4 separate regions of the Homo sapiens genome follow, and all the other regions are linked to region 1. Evidence: chromatin contacts called from ENCODE Hi-C or POLR2A ChIA-PET data. All regions are on one chromosome and are shown on one strand. The core of a region is the stretch at or near the end of the contact, and the rest is flanking DNA. Distances in the headings are between cores, read along the strand shown.

The links. Hi-C counts contacts between places; a loop is a spot of excess contacts on that map. ChIA-PET counts read pairs that join two places held with the same protein, here RNA polymerase II (POLR2A). Pooled maps may share reads with other maps.
Region 2: a loop to region 1 is called in a pooled map, with 4 times the contacts of the local background. The contact joins two enhancer-like sites. A Hi-C loop is called at or near these places in 5 of 50 pooled maps. POLR2A ChIA-PET finds 5 or more read pairs at or near these places in 2 of 52 experiments (BJ and GM12878).
Region 3: a loop to region 1 is called in a pooled map, with 2.8 times the contacts of the local background. The contact joins the promoter of RHOBTB3 here to the enhancer-like site in region 1. A Hi-C loop is called at or near these places in 4 of 50 pooled maps. POLR2A ChIA-PET finds 5 or more read pairs at or near these places in 3 of 52 experiments (BJ, GM12878 and MCF 10A).
Region 4: a pooled map shows a loop between it and region 1 (8-fold over the local background). The contact joins two enhancer-like sites. A Hi-C loop is called at or near these places in 4 of 168 maps with a recorded cell type or tissue (Caco-2, HepG2, cardiac septum and 1 more) and 9 of 50 pooled maps. POLR2A ChIA-PET finds 5 or more read pairs at or near these places in 3 of 52 experiments (HepG2, activated CD4-positive, alpha-beta T cell and naive thymus-derived CD4-positive, alpha-beta T cell).

Annotation. Positions count from the first base shown.
Region 1 is chr5:95,868,895-95,871,594 of GRCh38, forward strand. The region is part of intron 1 of LOC105379091 (a long non-coding RNA gene); the gene reads left to right. Among named protein-coding and RNA genes, the nearest start is that of LINC01554, 18 kb to the left of the region's middle. Within about 2 kb of position 1,282, at least 7 of the 41 ENCODE cell types and tissues checked have a DNase peak (open chromatin) inside an H3K27ac peak, as active enhancers do; they include GM12878, where a contact is called at or near this core.
Region 2 is chr5:95,710,180-95,713,001 of GRCh38, forward strand. It overlaps a transcript of SPATA9 not described here. Among named protein-coding and RNA genes, the nearest start is that of RHOBTB3, 20 kb to the right of the region's middle. Within about 2 kb of position 1,559, at least 13 of the 41 ENCODE cell types and tissues checked have a DNase peak (open chromatin) inside an H3K27ac peak, as active enhancers do.
Region 3 is chr5:95,730,046-95,732,745 of GRCh38, forward strand. RHOBTB3 (Rho related BTB domain containing 3) reads left to right here and starts at 1,291. Exons shown (of 12, transcript NM_014899.4): 1 at 1,291-1,639; 2 at 1,814-2,039. The coding sequence starts at 1,638. It also overlaps a transcript of SPATA9 not described here. RefSeq lists an enhancer at 714-923 and silencers at 1,084-1,213, 1,274-1,653.
Region 4 is chr5:96,112,411-96,115,110 of GRCh38, forward strand. The region is part of intron 1 of LOC101929710 (a long non-coding RNA gene); the gene reads left to right. It also overlaps a transcript of CAST not described here. Among named protein-coding and RNA genes, the nearest start is that of MIR583, 35 kb to the left of the region's middle. Within about 2 kb of position 1,306, at least 3 of the 41 ENCODE cell types and tissues checked have a DNase peak (open chromatin) inside an H3K27ac peak, as active enhancers do.

The DNA of each region.
Region 1 (2,700 bases), core at 32-2,531:
TCATGGCTTTAGACTATTTGTCAAAATAAACTTTTAGAGTTGTCTTGACTTTGATGCCTTCTAGGCCCCTTGAGGGAAGCTGAGAAGGCAAGTACAAAAGTGGGCTAACAGCTACATAAAAATAAGCTAAGGCCCACATCAAGATGTGGTGTGAGGCTGGGCATGGTGGCTCACGCCTGCAATCCCAACACTTTGGGAGGCTGAGGCCAGGAGTTCAAGACCAGCCTTGGCAACATAGCGAGACCTGCTCCCTCAAAAAAACAAAACAAAACAAAACAAAACTGGGCATGGTGGCACACACCTGTAATTCCAGCTACTTGGGAGGCTGAGGTGGGAGGATCACCTGAGGTCAGGTGTTTGAGACCAGCCTGGCCAACATGGTGAAACCCCAGCTCTACTAAAAATACAAAAAAATTAGCCAGGCATGGTGGCATGCACCTGTAGGCAGGAGGATCGCTTGAACTCAGGAAGTGGAGGTTGCAGTGATCCGACATCATGCCACTGCACTCCAGCCTGGGTGACAGAGCAAAACTCTGTCTCCAAAAAAAGAAAAAAAAAAAAAAAGAAAGAAAAGAAATAAAGAATGAAAAGTGGCATGAGAGTAGGAGCAGAAAGAGGCAAGAAATATTTGGGCTCAGGCACCAAAATAAGCCCAGGCTAAACCAAGTTTCACAAAACTTCATCCCCCAGCCCCAAGCCTGGGGAACCACAGTGTGGGCACAGTGAACACGTTTGCAGCCACTTCCTCAGCATGAGCTGAGATACCACATAAGAAGAAATCAAAACAAAACCTACCTCTTTTTTTTTTTTGGCTTGAGGGAGCTAGTTTTATTTTAGGGGCTAAAAAGAGGAAAAGGATGTACTGATTTCCACAGTTAGGCAGTATCTGTACAGAATGTTTTAAGAAAGCAAAGAAGTTTAATAGGTGTTAGAAATAGTATGCTTTAACCTTTTCAAGTGGCATGGGTTTTAATTTTGGCATAACTTTTAAAGGAGACATTGCTATCTTTTTTTTCTTTTAATGTGTACAACTTATGCAGTAAATTATAAGGGTGTTGGCCAACACATTTTATATATATACATATATATTTGTGTAAAATATATATATGTAAATATTTTTCTGTTTTTGTTCTATTAGCTAATACATACAAAGAAGCTAGATACAAAAGCATCACTTCTAGAAAATAAAGGATACTAAACCAAAAAGATGATACAGCAGTGCTCATGCTTCCTTAGTTGTTTGTTGTTGAGTCACTTACATGGTTTTTCCAGACAAATGTCTGAGGGAACTATACCTGCTTTGATAAGGGTTGAGTCAAAAGTAGATGAAGGAACTGCTATGAATAGAAAAAAGGAAACTCAAGCTGCTGGTAAGCTTAGGAAATGTGGAAATGAGATCATATTCAGAGAACAAATTTACTTTTAGTTTTGAAATAACCCCTTCTCTGAATGGGTAAGTTCTATGTAGTCCAGCCTGTGGAAAATACTCAGTGATTAAGGGGCTGCCAGTGGCTATGGGAAATGGACTTGGTTGGCTTCTACTGGAGGTGGGGGTTTGCTGCTCCTCCTGAGAAATGGGGCTGCTAAGGAAAGGAGTCAGCTCTGCAGGTCAGGCCCACGGATTCTCAGTGTTCAATGCCATGTGCTTCACAACAGTCTGAGTGTGACATTCTCAGTGTTGCTTTTGATTTCTATGTTTCTGAGAAGCAGTTAGTCTCACATTGATCTCAGCTTGGTGGTCCCTGGGTTTAGTGGGAACTCCCCAGCCATGGTTAATACCATCCTCTGCGTCCGTGGTGACACTGGTTCATGGACTTGCCTCTTTCTTCATTCCCTTTTACAGAAGGCTGATGGTTAAAGTCCCAGCCATAATCCTACCCAGGAATATAGTTCCAAAATTTAACTATGGGAAAAACATGACCATAAGTTTCCCTAGAACTCATCTTTGCAGTGTTTTAAATGGAATTCTGGAACATTTGTGGTCTCTTGCTCCTGTGAAGAGGTTGTTTCCTGCTTTGCTTTATAGATGCCATTTCCTCCCTGGCGCATTTAAAAAACCACTGCATACAGCATTCTGGGAGCTATAGAAGGATTAAGAATGACCTTTAGCTGAGGAACGAGACAGCACAGCTACAGGAGATTCTGATCTATTTTCTTTTTACATGTACAGTGTTGCACCTCTATGGAAAGCACTGGCCAAGTTCCAAGCCAGCCTCAAGCAGACCCTAAATATTCCAAAGAAATAGCCTGCAGTCACTACAAAACTTGCCTAAAGACATGCCAGGGTAAAAACCCAGTTCAAATCTGCTAAAGGTGTCTCCCACTCAAAGGGTAGAGGGCAGGGATTTCTTTCTAAATGAGGGAACATAAGATAAGGTACACATTATGATAATACCATTTCCTACACTTGATAGTTTGAAAACCACTTTCACAATGGTTCTCTTATTTGTTTTTTGTGGGGTTTTTTTTGGCCAGGAAAGTACAGTGTACATCATTTGCTTTTTAGACATAAGGTTAATAGAACAAGAGCAATGATACAGCTAAAAGTTATACAATCAATTACATAACAGATATACTTAACAAGAGGTAAGAACTTTTTTTTTTTTTTTTGACACAGAGTCTCATGCTATCACTCAGGCTGGAGCACACTGGCGCGATCTCAGCTCACCGCACTCCACCTCCCGGGTTCAAGCGATTCTC
Region 2 (2,822 bases), core at 309-2,808, 160 kb before region 1:
GCTACTGTCTGTGAACACAGTGGCGTCCACCTTCTCTAGGGGCATATCTTGAAGATTGGGTGGGCCAGTTTCGGTAGTTTCTAACAGTTCCTGACAGTCATGGATAGTAGCTGGATTCAAACACCATGTGGGAGAGAAAGTCAAACGAGGCTGATCTAACAGTAAACTGATACTGCAGGATGCGAGCATTTGACATCCATTTGCCAGAAGCACTTTGAAGTAAAGTCTCTATGGCATGAGGAGTTGTAAGGGTTAAATTTTGGCCCAGAGTTAACTTATCAGCCTCTTGGACTAGGCTTGCTGTAGCTGCTACTGCTCGCAGGCAACTTGGCCATCCAGAGGCCACGGGATCCAGTCTCTTAGATAAATAGGCCACTGGGCGTCTCCAGGGTCCTAAAGTCTGAGTAAGCACCCCTTTAGCAACTCCCTGGCTTTCATGGACAAACAGGTGAAACGGCTTTGAGATATTAGGGAGGGCTAAAGCAGAGGCTTCAGTTAATGCCTTTTTCAGGTTTCGAAAAGCCTGTTCTTCTGTGTCTGTCCAAATTAACGGGCCATTTCATTCTGTACCTCTTGGATAGCCGCCACTAAGATTTTTGTTTGTCCTTTGAATGCTTTATCAGCAGCCTTTTCAGCTGCCTGTGTTGCTTGTTTTTGTTTTTCAAACTCTTGGTTGTCAAAAACCTTTTGGGCTATTTCTAAAAGCTGACTGATATTCATTCCAGCAAATCCCTCCAGTTTTTGGAGTTTTCTTTTAATATCTGGGGCTGCCTGAGCCACAAATGCCAAATTAAGAGCACGGCTATTTTCGGGGGCCGCCGGGTCAAAAGGGGTGTAAATCCGATAAGCCTCCCGGAGGTGCTCTAAAAACGCTCCTGGTGACTCATCGGGCCCCTGGATGACTTCAGTCGCCTTAGACAAGTTTATGGGTTTCCGAGCGGCTCCCTTAATACCCGTGAGGAGATACCAGTGAAAATCGTCCAAAGTTCTCGTTCCACTTGAGGAATTTGGGTCCCAGTTAGGCCGGGTAGAGGAAAAGACCTTCTCAAGGAGGTCTCTAGCTTCCTCCTCCGGTCTATTGGCTGATGCAAGGAAGTGCTTTCTGGCCTCTCTCCAGATACGCTCCCTCTCCTCAGAGGTAAAGAGAGTTAAAAGGAGCGGTTGGCAGTCATCCCAGGTGGGCCGATGGGTCTGGAGTATGGACTCCAACAGTGAGGTCAAAGCCTGGGGCTTTTCAGAGAAGGCAGGATTTTGGGTTTTCCAATTATACAAGTCAGAAGTAGAAAAAGGGACATAAACCAAGAAGGGGGCTGAGCGCTCATCACCCGGAGGGACTTGTGCCTCTCTCAGTGGTAGTAGAGGGGCTGCTTCCTCCCGCCGCGGCCGCAGTCGAGAGGCAATGGGTGGCGAGCCCACAGGGGACGTCGTCAAGGAGATATGGGACGACCCTAAGGGAGCAAGTTGGTTGTAAGGCGGTGGGACTGGGTGAGGGAGACTCTCCTCTTCTTCAGAGGGAGGCAGTACAGGGGGAGCCGAACCGGCAGAGGGTTGAGGCGAAAACGCGGCCTGGCTCAGGAGGACTTTGGAGGTGGAATTGTGAATGGCGCATGAACGGAGCCATGGAGGAGGATTCCTGACCAAACTTAACCATTGATTTTTACAGGGAACCTGATTAGGATAGCCGGGAGCTTGGGTAACAACCCGCCACACGGCTTGAACAATTGTAGGATTCAATGACCCTTCAGAGGGCCACCCAACTCCAAACTTGGGCCATTCTACTTTACAGAGTGTCCGGAGCTTGCCTTTCTTAAGGCGGACTCCATAATCCTCTGAGAAACCAAGAGAAAAATTTTTCAGCATGCACTGGAGGGGGCTCCAACCCTTGCAAGGCCGGGACTCCATAAATGACTAAGTTTTACAGTTAAAAAAAAGAATGCTAAAGTACTGGACAACAATTACATGTAAGTTGGGCGTGGGGACATTCACATAAGATTTATATATTAACTAATAAAAAATTGAGATTCAAATGATGGCAAGCTGTTTCATCCAAGAACATGCATGTCAGATTACGTTTTCCAAAGATGCTGCAACAATATTTCCTATCCCACAATGTGGCCTTGATACTCCTCTCATTAAGAAATGGGGTCTATGTCCTCGCCCCTTTAACCTGAGCCATCTTGTCTCTGAGTTGTAACTGGTAGAATGCAGCTGAAGTGACACTGTGTGAATTCTAAGACTAGGTTGTAAAAAGTGATGCAACTTTCTCCTTGTTCACTGGCACACTCACTTCTGTACCCCCTGAGCCACCATGTAAGATGTCCAACTACCCTGAGGCCTCTATGCTGTGAGGAATGCAAGGGCAGGGTGTGTGTAGGGCATCTGGTTATCAGCCCCAGCTGAAGTCCTAGCCAACCGCAAGCATCAACTGTCAGACAAGAAAGTGAAGGTGCCTCAGGATGATTCCAGCCTGAGTCACTGGGCCACTTGAAGATGTTGAATCACCACAAGTCATTTGAGTTTTCCCACCTGAGGCCCCAGACATCATGGAGCCGATAAAAGCCATTCCTATTGTGTTCTGTCTAACCTCTGACCCACAGAATTTGTCAGTAAAATGAAATGGCTGTTTTAAGCCCCTAAACTTTAGGATAATTTTATTTGTTATCTTAATAGTAACTAGAACAAACAGGGAATGCCTTTTCCATGTTCAGTTTTTTTAATTGCTTTTTTTATCAATGTTTAAAGTTTTCTTCATATAGATCTCATGCATTTCCTGTTAGCTGCATTCCAAGAGATTTTATCCTTTTTGTTATTACTGTAAGTGA
Region 3 (2,700 bases), core at 41-2,540, 140 kb before region 1:
CAAAGAGAAATCGTAGAAAATGCAAAGGGAAATTAGATTAAAAAAAAAAACAGTGACCACATAAAGAATATCTCCCATTATATCCTCTCTGAGCACGAGAAACTATTAAACTACTTTCAACCGAGCAATAAGGGCCCATAATAAAAAGCTGTTGCCCTAGTTTTTTTACTGCCCTACTCAATACCCCCTCTTTCATACCCTCAAAATAGCTCAGCTGAGAAAAGAAACAGTCCAATTTTACAGAAGGGAAAAATAAACAGATAAAAGGATAAGCAAGAACTCTTTTCAACACAGAGTAAGGTACTGGTTAGAATTTTAATACTGTATGGAGGAGTCTAACCCCAGAGTAATCCCTGGCCCATTTTGGTGTTAGTAAGTGGATCCCAGTGTTCGTTTGTATCGAGGTAGTTTGAAGCACGTTAGGGATATTCATAGCCTTTACTTCAGTGCATTATTATGAAAGAATCTAAAGTATCTTTGCATTTACGTGATTATGTTTTCAGTTGGTCTGCGGAGCTATTATTAAATATGTGGCCATAACGTGTACAGAAAAATCTCCAAGTAAACTGGCATTTAACTTACCAACACGTTAAACCCCCATACATAACTTCCTTTAAAAACGATCACACTAAAAATCCCAGCATTTAAAATCCTGAAGTTTTCGGTAAAATACGCTAAATATAGCTTGAAATAGTAAATAATCCCCCCAAGGCGACATTAGCAAATTAATTGGTGTGTGAACAAAGAACTCTTTCTGCAGCAGCATGAATGTTGCCTTTATTTTTTCTCACAAGTATGATTTTAGAAAACAGCTGTAGCGCATGTTGACAAATGAGAAAGCGGCAGACGTGGTAAAGCACTTTCGGTCAAGGCCAAGAGGGGGGGAAATCGGGTTGCTGGGGCGGCACTCGGGCTGGAATCCCTAGCTTCCCTAACCTCCTTTTTCCAGTCCGGAGTGAGCGGGGGCCCCATCGCCCCACCCCCCTTTCCTGGCTCTGGTTACGGCCTTGCGAGTTGAACAAACTTGCTGCAGGCGGATTGGCGGCTGGGAGCTCTCGGGCTGGGGCGTTGTATTTATTAATTTATATTCCGCGGCGCCCCGCGCGGGCGGCTCCTTTGTGTCCAGCCGCCGCCACCGGAGCTCCCGGGGCCTCCGCGGGGAGCGCGTCCCCCGCATCCGCCCGACCCCCGGGGCTGGCACGTGCTGCGCCCGGTCCGCTGAGGGGGCGGAGGCCCCGATCTCCCCGACCCCCCTTCTCTGCTTAGAGGAGGAGGAGCAGCGGCAGCGGCAGCAGGAGGCGACAGCTGCCAGCCGAGGAGGCGCGGCGGAGAGGGGACTGCGGTCAGCTGCGTCCACTTGGGGCTGTGCGGCGGTCCCGCGCCCGGCGATGTTCCCGGGCACTCCCTGAGTAGCGGCAGCTTATCCCCCGCCCGCTAGCCCGCCCTGGTCCCCGGCTCGCTCGCTGGCTGGCGCGGCCCCGGCCCCGCTCTGCGTCGGCCCCGCCGCGGTGGAGGCGCGCGAGGGGGACGCGGCCGGGGATGAGCGGATTGCGGGTGAACTCGCCGCCCGGGGGCCCCGCGAAGCCGTGAGCCGCTGCTTTTCTCCGAGTCGCCGCCCTGCCCTTGGATTTGAGATCATGTACGTACGCGCCGCCGTCCTGCCATTGTCTCTCTCCAGCGCGTGCCGTGCGCCCCAGGGACAGGGGCTGGTGCCCATCCTCGCCGCGCGCTGTCCCCCGCACTTCCTGTTCCGAGGAGAGACCCGCGCGCTGACCGTGCTTCCCTTCTCCCCTCGCCCCCTCTGTCCGTGCAGGTCCATCCACATCGTGGCGCTGGGGAACGAGGGGGACACATTCCACCAGGACAACCGGCCGTCGGGGCTTATCCGCACTTACCTGGGGAGAAGCCCTCTGGTCTCCGGGGACGAGAGCAGCTTGTTGCTGAACGCGGCCAGCACGGTCGCGCGTCCGGTGTTCACCGAGTATCAGGCCAGTGCGTTTGGGAATGTCAAGCTGGTGGTCCACGACTGTCCCGTCTGGGTAAGGAAGAGCAGCTGCTCCGCGCTGAGGCTGAAGAAGCTTTTCTTTCCTTTTTTTTCCCCCTCCCCCTTCTGCCCACTTCCGTGAGTGTGGAGTGTCCGCGTTACATGGGTCAAATTTTTAAACATTTTTGAGAAAATCTTTGGTCCTTTGTTTCACTGGGCAGGGAACAGCCCTGTCAGAGAACACTCTTAGGAAGATAGAAGGCCCCAGTGGGAATGTGGAGCACTTACTGGTACACTTCACGACTGTGGGTTGACCCTTGGTAGGCAGCAGACAGTTGAATGTGCCAACTCCAAGGGACGGGGTCACTAAGTTTCATCAGCAAAAAGCAGTGTTTTTTTATGTCTACCCTATGGGTGATAGTGTAATATTGGTGTTCTAAAAATACATCCCTCTCAAAGCTCAACACAGGCAAAAATACTTTTCACTGGGACAGTTCAGAAATAGTTCCTCTGGAAAGCGGAGGAAAAGACAGGGACTGGGAGTTAATTTTAAATGACTCATTTATAGCACTATTAATTGATCTCTGAAAACTTAATTTTAATAATGCAAATACTCTTTATGTGTTAGCCATTTGTCTTAGTGACTCATAAATCAGAAATAACATTACTAATGTTGTTTGGAAAACTTTTAAAAAATTAAAATTTGTAATAATTGA
Region 4 (2,700 bases), core at 56-2,555, 240 kb after region 1:
ACCTATTATATTGTGATTGCTTACTCCCATATCCTCCACTAGGAGGATAAATTTTGTGAGAGCAGGGACTGTATTTGACTTATTTAAAGTTACATATATATATCCTAACTGTGTATAATACATAGTTGCTATTAAAGAAAAAATATTAAATGAATAACTGGGGTAAGTCATGAAGAGGGAAGCAGAAACGAGAGAAAATTGAACTATATTTAGAGATGTTCCTTCACTTACAAATGGGTTACATCCTGATAAACCCATTGTTAAGTTGAAAATATTGTATAAATGGAAAATGCATTTAATACACCTCAGCTACCAAATAGCATAGCTTAGCCTAGCTATGATGAGCTGAAATGTGCTCAGAACATTTATGTTAGCCAACAACTGGACAAAATCATGTGACAACATAGTACAATGTAGAGTGTAGGTTGTTTACCCTCATGATCATGCGGCTGACTGGGAACTGTGGTTCATTGCTGCTGTCCAGCATGGCGGGAGATGGAGAGAGATAATATCATATCTCTTTCTATTGAATGCACATCACTTGTGCACCATAGTCAAGTTAAAAAATTATGTCAGGGACCATCTGTATTTCCCAAATTTGTTTAGAATCCTCCTTGGTTTCTCCCATAGATGGTTGATCCCATCTAGAAGGGCTTATTAAGTACCAAAGAAAGTCTTAAGTTTTGTTTCAAAGTATTGATTTATCTCTACATTGACAGCATGCTTCTTAACAGCAGGCTAGAAATTGGATTGGTGGTTTCTTTTAGTCTTAGAACTAAGACTTCAGGGCAAAGATGTGGAATTTGAGACCAAATTATGTCCTTCACCTAAAATGCACCAAATCAAATAAATTGTCTCTAGGTAATCCTTGGCATGCAGGCCTGTCTATTTTATAGAGAGTGGGTAATCCAACCCCTTCCTGAAAGTGCCTATTTAATTTATCTGAATTAAGTGGGAACAACAAACAGAAGTGTTTGAACCACAAGATAAAGTAACTGAATTGCAAAGCCAGGAATGAGTCCAGGTTAGTAGACACACATTAGGAAATGCACTGCAAAATATAAAGTGGGAGTCTTGCACCTTTGCAAGGATTAATGCTTTGAAAATATGATAGCTCAGAGAAAAAAGAAAGTTTTAGGAACTTAGTGCCATTAGGAACTTAAGGCCATTTTCTAAAGCAGCCATTCTCACCCAGAGGGCAAAAGACGCCTTTCAGCTGGAGTGGCTTTTGCCATTGCCTGGTGCCAGGGAGCTGAAGCCTTGGCAGCTGGTTGTACACAGCTCTTTCCTTGCAGGAGTGCCAGTAAGGAGAGGCTTCCAGAGCATGTCTGCACAGGAGACCAGAGAGCTCAGGTTTTTAAGTTCTAAATAAGGAGATTTATTCTGACTAAGACTCCTCCTTAGTCAATCCTTGATGACTCCAGAGATGGCAGGGCTGTTAGTTTCGTTATGTTATTTAAAAGAGTGTGTTGAAGAAAATGTTAATTGATCCAGATGACTATGTGCATTATATCACAAAAGAAAGTTCATTTTTCACACTTTTGTCATCATCAGTCCCTCTATTTTTTATACTACTAGCCTGACCTCTTAGGCTCTTCTAGAATTTCAGAGAGCCAAGAAACATGTTTTTTAAAGTACCATTTTTCAACAATAAGTGTATGAAAATAAAAACAGTTTGATCATCTTCTCTCAGCAAAGGTAAAACATTTTTAGGCAGTAAGTAAATAGAAGGTTGTTTTAAGGTGCACTAAACCTGGGCAAGGAAAAGTATTCTGGAGACAAACAAGAGCAGGAGAGATAGTAGAAGCAGAGAAGAAATCTGGGTGGGATATTCTACAACCCTGTGACCCCTAGAGTGGTCTGTGGACCAGCAATGTCTACAACACCTGGCAGAATTCAGTCCTCTTATCCCTCCAACCCACTGAATCAGAATCTGATTCTTAAAAGGATTCCCAGGGGATTTGTATGTACATTGAAGTTTGAGAGCTCAGCTCTTGGAGCCCAGAGAGGAAGAGTTCTGAGTAAATCTGCCACCACTGAGGCTCTCAAACTTTGGTGAATATAGGAAACTCGTGAAAAGGTTACTAAAAAGGAGTGTTTACGGGTCAAAGAGGTTCTGATTCTATAGACTTGTGTGGTACCTTGAAAATCTGTATTTCTAACAAATTTTCCAGGGCTTCTGACACATATGATCATTGAACCACATGTTAAGAAACCTCTACTGCTGATTTCATGATTTAATGAAGGAAGACTATGCTTACTAAATAATACCCACTGAAGCAGCAGGCCATAAGAGGCTTTCTGCCTGGGAGAAGCGTAATGGAGTTGCCTGTCTAAGATATAGTTACTGGTTGCAGGGCCCCTAAGACCTCATCTTTCTAGACTGATCTGTGTTCTAATCACATTGAGCTCTCCAGTTTCCCAAAACTAGCCACATGCTTTGCAATGCTGTTTTCTCTGCTCAAGTTTCTGAGTCAGTTTGGATTCTTGTTTAAGGTATGTACTAGTGGTGTGACCTCAAGCAAGTGACTCACAATGTGTTACACTCAGTTTGCTCATATGTAAAATGGGTTCTGTAGTATCTGTCTCATGGGGTTATCGCAACAATTACAAGAGAAATGGCCCATGTAAAATATATAGATAGCAGAGTGTATAGCATTTAACAGATATTTAGTACATGATCATAACTATTGCTTGCAT